Regions from separate parts of the Homo sapiens genome. Here region 1 is linked to region 2. A link is an interaction called in ENCODE POLR2A ChIA-PET data of the cell type or tissue named here. Cell type or tissue: endothelial cell of umbilical vein. All regions are shown on one strand. Links, peaks and the distances in the headings refer to the core of each region. The heading gives the core; the rest is flanking DNA. Region 1 has its middle 43 kb from the start of PSD2-AS1. Region 2 overlaps ECSCR (endothelial cell surface expressed chemotaxis and apoptosis regulator).

What was found. Peaks named below come from ENCODE experiments on the same cell type or tissue, not always from the same donor. Only the 100,000 strongest peaks of a DNase experiment are listed, where the experiment ranks them.
Region 1: POLR2A ChIA-PET joins it to region 2 with 5 read pairs; 3 of 35 experiments call an interaction of 5 or more read pairs at or near these places.

The regions. Positions count from the first base shown.
Region 1 is chr5:139,700,697-139,705,076 of GRCh38, reverse strand. No RefSeq gene overlaps it. Among named protein-coding and RNA genes, the nearest start is that of PSD2-AS1, 43 kb to the left of the region's middle. RefSeq lists enhancers at 3,043-3,867, 3,961-4,040, 3,868-4,380. In endothelial cell of umbilical vein, for the core only: no CTCF peak of the experiment used is centred there; no DNase peak of the experiment used is centred there; H3K27me3 peaks cover 238 bases.
Region 2 is chr5:139,457,393-139,461,772 of GRCh38, reverse strand. It overlaps ECSCR (endothelial cell surface expressed chemotaxis and apoptosis regulator), which reads left to right. Exons shown (of 10, transcript NM_001077693.4): 2 at 3,590-3,634; 3 at 3,966-4,016; 4 at 4,169-4,228. Among named protein-coding and RNA genes, the nearest start is that of ECSCR, 3.2 kb to the left of the region's middle. RefSeq lists enhancers at 1-258, 259-848, 4,223-4,282. In endothelial cell of umbilical vein, for the core only: no CTCF peak of the experiment used is centred there; DNase peaks (open chromatin) are centred at 542, 2,132 and 2,792; H3K4me3 peaks cover 1,662 bases; H3K27ac peaks cover 3,672 bases.

The DNA of each region.
Region 1 (4,380 bases), core at 285-4,284, 240 kb before region 2:
AACCACTGCACAAACACTAACCTGAGAGCCCTTCCTGGAGGAGGCAGCACAGGTGTTGGGCTTCAATGGATGGGTTAGAGGGCCAGCATGGTGGCTCACACTTGCAATCCCAGTGCTTTGGGAGAGCGAGGTGGGACGATCACCTGAGGCCAGGAGTTCAAGACCAGCCTGGGCAACACAGTGAGACCCAAGGCCTGAGACCTTGTTTCTACAAATAATTTTTAAAAAACACACACAGGCCAGGCACAGTGGCTCGCACCTGTAATCCCAGCACTTTGGGAGGTCGAGACAGGAGGATCACTGGAGCCCAGGAGTTCAAGACCAGCCTGGACAACAAGGCAAAAGCCCATCTCTACAAAAAATATAAAAATTGGCTGGGCGCGATGGCTCATGCCTGTGATCCCAGAACTTTGGGAGGCTGAGGTGGGAGGATCACGAGGTCAGGAGATAGAGACCATCCTGGCTAACACGGTGAAACCTCATCTCTACTAAAAATACAAAAAATTAGCCGAGTGTGGTGGCAGGCGCCTATAGCCCCAGCCACTCGGGAGGCTGAGGCTGGAGAATGGTGTGAACCCAGGAGGCAGAGCTTGCAGTGAGCTGAGATCGCGCCACTGCACTCCAGCCTGAATGACAGAGCGAGACTCCGTCTCAAAAAAAAAAAAAAAAAAATTAGGTGGGTGTGGTGGCATGCATCTGTGGTCCCAGCTACTTGGGAGGCCGAGGTGCGAGGATGGATTGAGCCTGGAAGGTCGAGGTTGCAGTAAACCCTGATTATGCCACTGTACTCCAGCCTGGGTGACAGAGTGAGACCCTGTCTCACAAATAAATAAATAAATAAATACACACAAAGGATGGGTGGAAAAAGTGACAAGACATGACTGAAAGCACAGTGGGCAGGGACTTCTCCAGGGTGTCAAGGACCACGGCAGTAGAAGAGAAGAGAAAAGGCAGCAAGGCTGGGTTGTGAGAGGCTCTGAATGCCAGGGCCAGGAGGCAGGAGTTTGACAGGCAGGAGGGGGAATGAAAGGTAGATGCAGACTGGAGAGGGAGATGGAGATTCCCCCTGCTTGCCCCTACACTTGCATCCTTACCTCTGCCCTGGCAGGCAAAATGCCAGGCCTGCATGGAGGTCCCCAGCGCACCATCAGCTCCATCTACCATCTACACACAGCACACTGGGTCTTGTCCCCAGGCCCTGGAGCAGTTCCTCTGCTGCCCTCAGTTGAGTTCCCAGAGGAAGCTTCTACCATGGAGTGGACTCTCCTGGGCCCTGGGTCTTCTCCTTGTGTGCGTCCTCCTCACCAGCCTGAGCTCAGCTGAGTGGCCATGCTGGCAGAGACCCTCACAATCATTCCCACAGCCCTTACAGCTCTGGGGTCACACAGTCTCAGGCTTCAGTCCAGTTACGATAACTTAAAGTCACATAATCTCCTCAAACCTCAGTTTCCTCACCTCAAAATGGACATAATACCAAGTTTATTTTTTTCCTTTTTTTGAGACGGAGTCTCGCTCTGTCGCCCAGGCTGGAGTGCAGTGGCGCGATCTCGGCTCACTGCAACTTCTGATTCCCTGGTTCAAGCGATTCTCCTGCCTAAGCCTCCCGAGTAGCTGGGATTACAGGCACGCGCCACCAAGCCCAACTAATTTTTGTATTTTTAGTAGAGACGGAGTTTCACCATGTTGGCCAGGATGGTCTCGATCTCCTGACCTCGTGATCCACCTGCCTTGGCCTCCCAAAGTGCTGTGATTACAGGTGTGAGCCACTGCACCCAGCCTTTTTTTTTTTTTTTTTTTTTTGAGATGGAGTTTTGCTCTTGTTGCCCAGGCTGGAGTATGCAGTGGTGCGACCTCAGCTCCCTGCAACCTCCGCCTCCCAGTTTCAAGCAATTCTGCCTCAGCCTCCCAAGTAGCTGGGATTACAGGCGCCTGCCACCATACCCAACTAGTTTTTGTAGTTTTAGTAGAGACAGGGTTTCACAATGTTGGCCAGGCTGGTCTCGAACTCCTGACCTTGTGATCTACCTGCCTTGGCCTCTCAAAGTGCTGGGATTACAAGCGTGAGCCACTGTGCCTGGCCTGTGCCTGGCATTCTTTCAGGCACTGGGGCTTCAGCAGTAAATTGCACAGACAAGGTCCCTGTTCTCATTGGTTTCCATTCTAGAGGGGGAAAATGAATGTAAAAATGAAGTCGTTTCACATTATGGCAAATGCTGTGAAATTATAAATAGGATAAGGTAACAGGGGGACATAACAGAGTAACTGGAGGTGGAAGAGTGATTTTAATTGTTTTGTTTTGTTTTGTTTTGTTTTTTTGAGATGGAGTCTTGCTCTGTTGTCCAGGCTGGAGTGTAATGTCAGGATCCTGGCTCACTACAACCTCTGCCTCCCAGGTTCAAGCAATTCTCCTGCCTCTGCCTCCGGCATAGCTGGGATTACAGGCACCCGCCACAAGGACTGGCTAATTTTTGTATTTTATTAGAGACAGGGTTTTCCCATGTTGGCTAGGCTGGTCTCAAACTCCTGACCTCAAGTGATCCACCTGCCTTGGCCTCCAAAAATGCTGGGATTAAAGGTGTGAGCCACCGCACCCGGCCAAGAGAGTGATTTTGGATAAGGTGGTCAGGGACTTTGTCTCTGAGGTGTCATTTGAGCTGAGACCTGAAGAATGCAGAGCCAACCATGCTAAGAGGTAGGCAAAGGGTGTTCCACAGAGCAGAAACAGCAAGTGCAAAGATCCTGAGGCAGGAAGAGCTTGCTCTGTGGGGAGGCTGGAGTGGCTGGAGCAGAAGGAGCAGGGAGGAAAGAGGCATGGCTACTGGGGGTCCTCAAGGACCTTGGGAGAAGTCTGGCTTGAATTCCAAGGGCTGTAGAAAACCATCAGAGGTGCTGGGTGCGGTGGCTCATGCCTGTAATCCCAGCACTTTGGGAGGCTGAGGCGGGTGGATCACCTGAGGTGGGGAGTTTGAGACCAGCCTGACCAACATGGAGAAACCCTGTCTCTACTAAAAATACAAAAGTAGCTGGGCGTGGTGACGCATGCCTGTAATCCCAGCTACTCAGGAGGCTGAGGCAGGAGAATCGCTCGAACCCGGAAGGCAGAGGTTGCAGGAAGCCGGGATCAAGCCATTGCACTCCAGCCTGGGCAACAAGAGCGAAACTCCGTCTCAAAAAAAAAACAAAAAACAAACAAACAAACAAAAAAACAAAAAAAAAAAAATCAGAGGTTTTCATCAGGTGTGCTTGATTTACACGGTAATTGCTCATTAAAGGCTTGCTGTTATCACTATGAATGATAATATGAAGCCCAGAGAGGAACAGCAATGCCCAAGGTCACAAAGTTCCCATCCCACAGTCCCTTCCTCCTTTCTCCCTCCCCTAAGTAGCCATGTGGATCAGCCCCAAGCTGGTGGGTAGGAGGTGAGGGTGGCTTCCCCTCTCATTCCCTCTCCTTCCCTCCGGCCATTTCCCGTGCTCCTGGTGCCCGCGCCCCAATTAGCCGGCAAGGCTGACGGCCTCAGCTTCGAATGACAGACACCTCCTGTCACCCCCTGACGGGCAAGGAGATTAACTCAGAGCAGCGCCAGCTCGAAGGGACGACAGGAAGGGGCGGAAGGGGGAGGGGACGACCAGACCTCCCCCGACCAAGGTCCCCTAGCGCCTTGGAAGGAAGTGTGTGAGGGTGGAGGGGGTTCTTCCCCCAAGAGCCGAGTGCTGGCAGGCTGGGAAGGACCACCTCAGCCTCCTGATTGGCTGCTCCCGGTTGGGGCCACTGCCCCAACTTCCATCCTTAGCTCCTCTGAGGGCAGAGAGTATGTTTGTGAATGCTTCACAGTGGCGCCCTCGGCACTGGGGGGGGTGGACCGACAGGAAACTCAGAAAAGGAGAGACTGGTCCAAAGGTCACACCGATGGGCTAGAATTTGAGCTGAGACTACCTGACGCCAAAGCCAAGCTTCTAACCACTGTACTTTATCACCCCTCTCTGTAGGAGGGGACTCAGCTCATGCCACTCAAGAATTTACAACCTACTTTGGGGCTGTGTGATACAAGCCCCCAGAAAGGGAAATTAACACAGCAGTTGTAGGCATAGACACTGAGCACCAAGCTGGGGGTCAGAATTCCAGGTAACTCTCCAGGAGGGTGGGGCCAAAAGAGGAGGGTACCGCATGGAAGCCAGCGCCCTGGAGGAGAGTAGCTGGGCCTCAAAACACAGGCATGGCTGGTCAGGAGAGGGCAAGAGGAAGGCTCTCCGATTCCAGGCAGAGGAGAAGTGCATGGACAAAGGCTTGAAGGTGAAATGGGCAAGGCATGCACTATCTGGTCAGACCTTCAGGCTGCAAATGACAAAAAGCCAACACACACTGGCTTAAGCAAAATT
Region 2 (4,380 bases), core at 138-4,137:
TGGCCCCTCGTCGGTGGTGGGTAAGAGGGCCTGAGTACCAGAACACTGGCTTCCGGAGATGTCAGGCATTTCTCTAAAAGTCCATGGGCTGGAGGACAAGACTCTGATTGTCCCCATCCCCTCCTACCCCCTCCATGACAGAGTCACAGGTCTGGGGCTGGGGAACAAGGCTGTTGTGGAAACTGCAGGTGAAGCTCATGAGGTGGCATTTTCACAGGCCGAGACTTTTCCCAGCCTCCCTACCCACTGTTTTCTCCCAGGCAAGTGCCAGCACTCTCAAATGCCCTGTGTCGGCTGTACCTAAGCTGCTGTCACCCGCCCCGAGTTTCCTAACCCTTCATCCTGAAGTGTGCAGAGCATTTCCTGGCTCCTTCATCTTGGTGGACTGAGGAATCCTGAGCACATTCAGGCCCATAAAGGGACTTGACTACGGATACCCAGAGGCAGGGCAGACTTGAGACTTGGAGGATTTGAGAGAACAGGGCAAAAACAAAAGTGTCTGGCCTTCATTGAGCATGTCAGGCACTGCGTTAAGTGCTTCATATGCATTTTCCTTCCTTCACAACAACTTGCGAGGTACTGATACCACTTGCATTTTACTTAGTTATTTTTGAGACAGGGTTGCTCCATTGCGCAGGCCAGAGTTGCAGTGGCATGATCATGGCTCACTGCAGCCTTGACCTCCTGGGCTCAAGCAATCCTCCTGCCTTAGCCTCCTGTGTAGCTGGGGGCTACAGGCACACACCACCACACCCAGCTAATTTTTGCATTTTTTTGTAGAGACAAGGTTTTACCATGTTGCCCAGGCTGGTCACTTGTACTTCAAAGTAAAGAAAACTGAGGCCTAGGTCAGACAGCGACAAAGCCAGGACTTGAACTCAGGCTTGCCAGGCTCGATTAAAATCCACGATTTTAACTTCTAAACTATGCTTTTGAGGAAAAAATGGGGAGGGGTGTGTGTGGAGATAGACTAGAAGGGGATAAAGCAGACAGAATTAGAGAGGGGAGACCTGGGAAATCAAAAATTCCTGTGGCTAGAGTTCTTTGGGAATCTGCAGGCCCAGTGGTCAGAGACACCCTCGGCTGTAGACACAGATGCTCCCTAAGTCCCTCCCTTACCCACAGAGAAATCTTTGTTGGTGACAAAAAGTTTGGGTAGTGGGAGGGGCAAGAGGCAAAGAAAGAGCAGGGTCTTGAAGCTTGTGACTTTGGAACTCCTCCCAAGCCACTGAATAATTTTCTTTCTAGATAAATGCAGGAAGGCAGTTCCCTGTGCCTTCCCTGTACCTTCCCACCAAAAACTAAGTTATAACCTTACAGCATTTAGATAGTACATTAGGCCAGGCTCGGTGGCTCACGCCTGTGATCCCAGCATTTAGGATGCTGAGGCGAATGGATCACCTGAGGTCAGGAGTTTGAGACCAGCCTGGCCAACATGGTGAAACCCCATCTCTACTAAACATACAAAAATTAGCCGGGCATGGTGGCAGGCGCCTGTAATCCCAGCTACTCAGGAGGCTGAGACAGGAGAATAGCTTGAGCCCGGGAGGCGGAGGTTGCAGTGAGCTGAGATCGCGCCACTGCACTCCAGCCTGGGTGACCAAGAGCGAAACTCTGTCTCAAAACGAAAAAAAAAAAACAAAAAATACATTACATATGCTGGATTAGTAACTGATACATGTTTTCAGGACATGCCTTGGGTTAAAAGGATTCTCCAAGGGTCCTCCCCAGCTAGAAAGGGTTTTCTCTAGCCTGGGCTTCCTATAAATTTTGACTCCCCTCTTGACCATCCCCCTCTCGCCAACAAGGGAATGGGGCTCTCAGAAATGGTGATCTAGAAAAACATGGCCCAGGGTTTGGTAATTTTACACTTGGAAGCAATTAATTCTACACTATCCAGATGATAGCCCCATGGAGGAAGGCAGTGGCTTAAGGAAAATAAGCAGAGCAGCAGGTTGCCACAGGCTGGGGTGGGCCCCTGGCACCCAGCCGCCTCTGTCCACCCAGGCCTGGGCTGAATGCTCCCCTGATGCTGAGAGACCAAGGGAGCAGCAGAGCCAGGCCAGGGGCTGTAGTCCCTGCTCAAGCAGAGGGACGGGAACCCAGCTGGGCGGCTCCACTTCCCCACGTTGTTTTCCTTTCACATTGTTCACAGGTTTCAAGAATGATTTCATTGTGGAAAATGAGCAAATACAACCTGACCTTTCAGGTTCCACATACACAGCGGGACACACACAAGGGCACACGAGCATGCACATACATTTGCATAGAGCCCCGCAGACACACGTGTACATACAAAAAAGCCAGTGAGGGCTTCTGATTGGGGACTCTTGGTGACTGACCCCTCTCTGGGTTTGGTCAATAACAACCATTTCCTATGTATCCTCTGCCTGTGAGAGTGAATGGGTTGCTCATGCTAGAGCTTCCCTGCCTCCTATATATACCTCAGAACTTACTTTCTGCACAGGCCCCTACCTCTAGGCAAGATACAAGCCCTAATCCCCATCCCCATCTCACTCACCTTCCCGTCTCTCAGCCCCTTCCCTGGGGGCAGGACCAGGGTGACAGTAGCTTAAGGTAAACATTAGCCTAGAGACCTGGAGTCCTGGGCCCTTCCTTGTCTAGGTGTGGCAGGTCATTGATCTTCTGTCCTTAGAAATGTCACTAGTTTAAAATAACCTTCTCCTGACTCTGCATCAGGTTGGTAAAATGCCCATGTCAGATTGAAGAGACAGGGAAGGACTTCGGGACTCTGAGCCATGAGGTGGTGGTGATGTTGCTATTGAGTCACAGTCTCAGAGGAAGCCAGCACCGTGAGCCACAGCCCACATCCTTTAGTCCTCTGCCTAGTGTGTCTGCCTTCCAGCATGGTAGGCTTAGAAAGCCAAAACGTTTTTTTCTGTTTTCTTTTCTTTTTTTTTTTTTTTGAGACAGAGTCTCACTTTGTCTCCCAGGCTGGAGTGCAATGGCATGATCTCAGCTCACTGCAACCTCTACCTCCCGGGTTCAAGCGATTCTCATGCCTCAGCCTCCCAAGCAGCTGGGATTACAGGCGTGTGCCATCAGGCCTGCTAATTTTTGTATTTTTAATAGAGGCAGGGTTTCACCATGTTGGCCGGGCTAGTCTTGAACTCCTGACCTCAAGTGATCTACCCACCTCAGCCTCCCTAAGTGCTGGGATTACAGGTGTGAACCACCGCACCTGGCCAGTGTTTTCTTTTCTTTTTTCTTTTTCTTTCTTTTTTTTTTTTTTTTTTTTTTTTTTTTTTTTTGTTGAGATAGGGTCTCCACCTGTTGCCCAGGCTGGAGTGTAGTGGTGCAATCATAGCTCACTGCAGCCAGCCTCAACCTTCTGGTCTCAAGCAATCCTGCCACCTCAGCCTCCTGAGTAGCTAGGACTCCAGGTGTGCACTACTGTGCCTGGAGAATTTAAAAAAAAAAAAAAAACAAAACAAAACAAAATTTTTTTTTAGAGACAGGGTCTTGCTATGTTGCCCAGGCTGGGCCAGAAGGCATTCTAAGGGTTCCTTTCTAGGCTCTGTGCTGGGCAGGGGACTTACCAAGCTATGTGTTTTGCTTTCTCTTGCAGGCCACAACTCCCAGCCCACAATGACCCAGACCTCTAGCTCTCAGGGTAAGACCAAACACATGGGTCTACTCCAGCGTGTAGGCCTAGGAGCTTAGGAAGGGTGAGAGGAGCTCTATGCCAATTTAGCCTTAACCTCAGGGGGCTGGGGCCGCAGCTGGAGCGGGAGCTCTCAGGACTCACCAAGGCTGAGCTCATCTAAGGATTTTTTTTCAGCCTAGCTGAGTCTAATGTACCTTGAAAGAAAAAAGAGGTGAATGGTTGGGAATGAGGGGTGGGGGATGGGGTAGGGAGAAAGACACACAGATCTAGGGAACAAGAGAGGGAGATGGAACAGTAGGAGGCGGTGCACCCCTCAGCCTCAGATGTTCTGTTTCAGGAGGCCTTGGCGGTCTAAGTCTGACCACAGAGCCAGTTTCTTCCAACCCAGGTGAGTGAGTGTGGTTGCTGAGGTCCCTGCTCCTGCCCCACACCCATTCATTCAGACCTGCTTGGAGCCCAGGGGTTCTTGGGTGGGACAGGGAGTGTGGTGTCACCAAACCTACCCCACCTCCCACTCCCTATCTGCCTCTGTCCTTGCAGGATACATCCCTTCCTCAGAGGCTAACAGGCCAAGCCATCTGTCCAGCACTGGTACCCCAGGTACTGTGTCATTCAGACTACAAATGCCATCCAGGGAGGGCCCAGTGAGGACCCCAACAGTTTCTGCTCTAAAAGAGAATATAGACTGGGGCGAGCGGGAACAGACAAGGAAATAGACCCTCACACTGAGGATGACATGCAGGGTGAGAAGG